Linked DNA regions of Mus musculus: region 1 is linked to region 2. The links are chromatin contacts, found by Hi-C or POLR2A ChIA-PET in ENCODE. All regions are on one chromosome and are shown on one strand. The core of a region is the stretch at or near the end of the contact, and the rest is flanking DNA. Distances in the headings are between cores, read along the strand shown.

Region 1 (2,700 bases), core at 65-2,564, 58 kb after region 2:
AGTTGTCAAGGCCAGACTTTTGGTGGGCGGAGAGAAGAGCCTTAGACTTGTACGTGCATCTTGGCTAAAGGCAATTTCTCTAGGGATCCAGCTACCAGCTGAAAAAAAACAAAACAAAACAAAAAAAAACAAAACAAAAAATCTACCCTCTAAGACTGCTAGTTGAAAACACCACAGACTGGGTGGAATAACGGGTGTCAGTACAAAAACTTTTCCTGTTTTTCAAGACACCTTGGAGGAGCCAGTCATATTTTTATAGGACAGCGTGCTTTAACTTGACAAAGGAGCCGCGTGCCAAAGGCCAGAAAAGAGAACCAGTTTCTAAAGCTGCTCCAGCCTTATCCGCTCCGGAAGCCGCCCTGTATCCTCCTTTGGTGGCGAAGATCGATGCTCAAGGACGTTGCAGCTGCCACAGGGACCAAGCACCTGTGTCTGTCACAGCAGGGACTTCAGCCCGGAGCACATCTCCGGGTCTTAACAGTAGCCAGTCCGCGGGCAGGAGTCTCAGCCACTCAGGGTCGCACCCGGGTGCGTGTAGGAAAGGTGTGGACTGAGGAAAGGAAGCTACGTCCCGGTCCCGCCAGGGTCCCGGTGGACCTAGAGAGCAAAGAAGGGCGGGAAGGCCCTCGAAGTGGCTGGCTCTGGGTATCAGATGCACACCCAGGGGCGTCGCCCTCCAGTTTCAGCTACCGAGAGGTTAAGAGACTCATCTGGAGTCACACAGCTAGCTATCTGGTAGCACTTGGGGGGCTGCAGTTCTGATCCCTGCTGGACGGACGCACAACTCTTCATTTGGTTCGGATCCTTGGGACTGTCGAACCTGGAATCGTCCTTTGGTTAAGAGGACCGGCTTTCCCTAACCAACTTCGAAATATTGCAGTCCCACAGGTCTGAGTGCAACCAGAGGCGTGACGTGCCAGGTCTTGGAGCAAGGGCTATCCCTGGTAATAACGCCTGGGACCTGGAGTGTAGTTCCCCATGGACTTCGGAACGCTTCGGACTGAGGTCCTTCCAACTGGTCTCTTAACGGACGATAGCTCCAAATCTCAAACACAGTGACCTGACAGTGAACGAACTCGGTAGCCCCTGAAGCAGAATGGCTCTGTATCCTTCAGCAAGTCCTTTCCTTTCTCCGGACGGGCTGGCTAGGTGCCCCTGCGGTCGCGGCCGCGCATGCTCTTGGACGGGCGGTACAGGGAGCGGGCGGCGGGCGCCCCAGCTGCTTTGCATTGACGCCAGCAGCCGCTGGAGGTCACCGCTGGGGGCTGGGCGCGGCGAGTTGCCCGCAAGACGCGGTCCGGAGCACGGAGCGGGAGTCTCGGATGCTCAACTCCTGGCTCGCGCAGCCGCCTCGGCGCTTCTCGACGGCGCGGCCCGACCGGAGTCGAGGCGCTCGCTCCGTCAGCGAGCGGGTCCCCAGCTCGGAGTGCGGGCGCCGAGGGCTGGGCTCCCCTACGGTAGCCCGACTAGGGGCGCTCACCCAGCCGTCCGCCGGGCCGAGGAGAGGCACCGCCAGGCGAGCGAGCGCCCGTTTCCTCGAGAGTCAGACGAGGCGAGGGCGGCGGTGCAAACGCGGCGCGGGCTCGCGGCTCCCGGTGGCGAGAGCGCAAATCTCCACCCCCGACATTTCCCCGGAAGCGCGGCGGCTGCGGCGCGCGCGGCGATGTGAGGGAGACAGCGGCGGCTCCCGCCTCAGGAAGGGCATGTTCGGAGGGGCGTCCGCGGCGCGCCTCTCGCCCCAGCGCCCCCTCCCCACGGCCGCCGCGCCCGCAGCGCAATAAAAGGGGCGGCCGCGCTTCCTGACGCGAGACCCGCGCTTGCCGCCGCCGCCCACCCGCCTGCCCGCCCGCCCGCTCAGGCCGCGATGACACGGCGCCCGCGGCGGCCCCGAGGCGCCGGGCGGGCCGTTTGCTGACCGGATCGCGGCTGCCCGCCAGCGAGTCCGCGGTGCCGCCGCCGCCAGTATGGGCTGCGCCCCGAGCATCCACACTTCCGAAAACCGAACGTTTAGCCACAGCGACGGCGAGGACGAGGACGTGGACGTGGACGTCCCGGGCCCCGCGCCGAGATCTATTCAGCGATGGTCGACCGCGCCCGGGCTCGTGGAGCCTCAGCCTCGGGATAACGGCGCCTCGAAGGTGAGCCGCACTGGGAGGGCGGGGAAACAAACGCGGGGCACTGGGGGCCCTCTAGGCAGCCGCCCTGGCGTTGACCGACGCCAGCCGCCCGCGTTTGCGGGCTGTCGCGGACCGAGGCTTAACAGGGCTATGACGCGGCGCCGCGGGATCCGCCGTGTCCGTTCCTTCCCGGCCGGGGTCGGACGCGGCGAGTCAGTTTTCTCCCAGCGGGGTGGGTGGGGGACCCGGGATATCCCCGGCACGTTCCTGACATGGTAAACCAGAGTGCACTTTGCTCTGGCATTCCCAGAGTAGAAAGGCAAGGGTTGTCCGCACTGGGAAGGGTCTTAGATGCCACCAGTTCCCCCCCCCCCTCACCCCCTGCCTAGCTTATCCCAACCTCTGTCCTCTCATTGCACAAGCAGTTTCACTTTTCCACTTTTTTGGGGGCCATTGAAATGTAACCTGGAACATAGGTTTGGCTTCACTGCACGCTTTATCTGAAGTTCAGGTTTGTTAGCATACGTGTGGTATTTAAAGCCTGTGTAATTAGAAAATACTACTGGAGACGTGACCGTGACCC
Region 2 (2,700 bases), core at 29-2,528:
CTGGCTACACTTTTCAAATGGCCCCTGGGTCAGATTCCCAGAATTCCATTTACTAAGCTCATATTATGTATCAGGCACTATGCTGGGTGCTTTAATATCCCCGTTTTATAGATAAGCAAATTGAGGCTCAGAGAATAAATTAATGGTTAAAGCCAGGATCTGAACCCAGATCTGACTCCAAATTTCATGCTCAGTTTTCCATAGGCTTTCCCTGGGGATCTGCCCTCCTAAATGATGTATATCATAATCCTCTCATGGGCCAATCCAGTATTACAAATTGGACCCTAAATTCACATAGGCAGAGAAAAAATTTACTTGTGTGTGTGTATGTGTACACATTTTTTCTTTTTCTTTTTTTTCTTGAAATTATTTATTTATATTATTTATATTACTTTTTCTTGAAATTATTTATTTATTTTATGTATCTTACATACACTGTAGCTGTCTTCAGACACACCAAAAGAGGGCATCAGATCCCATTACAGATGGTTGTGAGCCACCATGCAGTTGCCAGGAATTGAACTCAGGATCTCTGGAAGAGCAGTCACTGCTCTTTACCACTAAGTCATCTCTCCAGCCCCAATTTCATTTTTTAAAAAGAGCTCAGGGGCTGGTGAGATGGCTCAGTGGGTAAGAGCACCTGACTGCTCTTCTGAAGGTCCAAAGTTCAAATCCCAGCAACCACATGGTGGCTTACAACCATCTGTAATGAGATCTGATGCCCTCTTCTGGGGTGTCTGAAGACAGCTACAGTGTACTTACATATAATAAAAATAAATTTTAAAATCTTTTAAAAAATAAAATAAAAAGAGCTGTAATCCTAGCACTTGGGAGGCATAGGCAGGAAGATCAGAAGTCCTTGGTCATTAACTATATGTAGAACTGAAGGCTATTTTGCCTCAAAAATCAAAGAAAAAAACCCTAAACATAGGAAATTTGAAACCCCAAACTTTGTTGGTAAAACGGTTTAATAGTGACATATATACACGCTACCTGCATATCTTAAGGTCTTTAAACATCTTAACTTTGCTCTGGGCCTTGTGATCTGTTTTAAAAATCACCCCGTGTTCTTTCTAGACACATGAGCTTTGCAGACACCTCTAGTCATTAACTGGGACTTAAAAGGCAAGGAGGTATCTTACCACACTAAAAGAAATAAAATAAAGCCAAAGGAGGTGGTGGCACACACCTTTGATTCCAGCTCTTGGGAGGCAGAGGTTGGCAGATCTCTGAGTTTGAGGCCAGTCTGATCTACAGAGGGAAAGCCCCAGGCGGCAGCCATAGCAGGGTCTGGGAAAGCACCTAACAGAGGGACCTTCCGCTCTACTTCTTCTGTCCCTGGCTGCAGAGAGGCTCTCTTCTGCCCCCTGCCGGGCCTTAGCTGTCACTGCCTTCCCAAGGAGCCTCCCAGGTTCTTTTCCTTTGTTTTGTACAGCTGGCTTTTAAACTCAGGACCCCATATATGCTAGGCAAGCCATTGAGCCACACTCCCAGTTCATGGTCTCTTTATTTCCAAAGCGTTTTTACTATATTGCTTGTGTATGAGCACAGGGGCACACGTGTCAGAGGCACGCTTGTGTGGGTAGGAGGGAGTCAGTTCTCTCCCTCCACCGTGGGTTCTGGGGATTGAACCAGGGCTTGTTATGACAAGTGCTCTTACCTACTGAGCCATCTCAATGGTCCCCTCAGTCCACAGATTTCTCTTTGTGGCTCAGCCTCTGACCCTTGGCCACATCCTTTCTATTGCAGGTATTTGGATAGTAGCAGGACCTGTCCAACACAGTAGCCATGAACTCCTGAGTACTTGAAACATGGGCAGTTTAAGATGAGGTGTCCAGTATTCTTTCTTCACTGCTCAAGAGCAAACCCAGGGCCTCAATCCCAAATGCTAGGCAAGCCCTGTACCACTGAGCTAAGTCCCCCCTTTTTTTCTTAATGTCTAACTAAGTTACTTAGACCGCCCTTGAACTGGTGACCTCCTGCTTCTGCCTCCCAAATAGTCAGTGTTACAGACTGGTACCCCCAGCCTGGCTTTCTTTGCACTTTTAAACATGTGACTGCTGGCCACAGTAACCGTGTTGGTGCTTTTCTGGGTGGTGTTACATGCTATGTAGGCCCATCACCTGGGAGGTAAAGAAGAAGGACCACAAACTTGAGGTCACCATCAACTGCATAGCAACGTTGAGGTTAGCCTGGGCTACACAAGACTGAATCTAAAGAATGTAGCAGGAGTGAAATTACAGATATGGTCTCTGTTGAGTTTGTATTGGACAGTGCCAGCCTAGGTCTTCTCTTTTGTCACACAGCACCAAGTGTCACTTGACTGAATCATTTCATTATGACCTCCACATACATTTCCAATTATGCTGTTGTTCCAAAGGCTCTAGGATAGATACCAACTTTCTCTGCAAATCCAAACAAGCTGGTCTCTCAGTGCAGAGGTCTTGAACCCAGGCTGGTCATGGTAACATTCAGGAGTTGGTCACTCATGTTTCCTATTGATTTGCCCCTCAAGGGAAACAAGGATTTGCAAGATCCTGTACTCAGGATCAAAGCGACTCTGTTGCTTAGTTTCCATATCTGTAAATGAACAGACGTACTGTTTACCTGGCCACAAAGGATAGATGAAAATGGTCAGAAAACACTTAGCATGGTGCTGAAAAGTGACCATATTAAGATCAGAAGGTGGGCAGTGGTGGT

The links. Hi-C counts contacts between places; a loop is a spot of excess contacts on that map. ChIA-PET counts read pairs that join two places held with the same protein, here RNA polymerase II (POLR2A).
Region 1: POLR2A ChIA-PET joins it to region 2 with 14 read pairs in embryonic stem cell. The contact joins the promoter of Pde8a here to the enhancer-like site in region 2. A Hi-C loop is called at or near these places in 10 of 37 maps with a recorded cell type or tissue (T-helper 17 cell, T-helper 2 cell, gastrocnemius and 2 more). POLR2A ChIA-PET finds 5 or more read pairs at or near these places in 3 of 5 experiments (all embryonic stem cell).

Annotation. Positions count from the first base shown.
Region 1 is chr7:81,211,951-81,214,650 of GRCm38, forward strand. Pde8a (phosphodiesterase 8A) reads left to right here and starts at 1,315. Exons shown (of 22, transcript NM_008803.3): 1 at 1,315-2,138. The coding sequence starts at 1,965.
Region 2 is chr7:81,153,858-81,156,557 of GRCm38, forward strand. The region is part of intron 11 of Slc28a1 (solute carrier family 28 (sodium-coupled nucleoside transporter), member 1); the gene reads left to right. Among named protein-coding and RNA genes, the nearest start is that of Slc28a1, 40 kb to the left of the region's middle. Within about 2 kb of position 1,279, at least 1 of the 3 ENCODE cell types and tissues checked has a DNase peak (open chromatin) inside an H3K27ac peak, as active enhancers do; it is heart, where a contact is called at or near this core.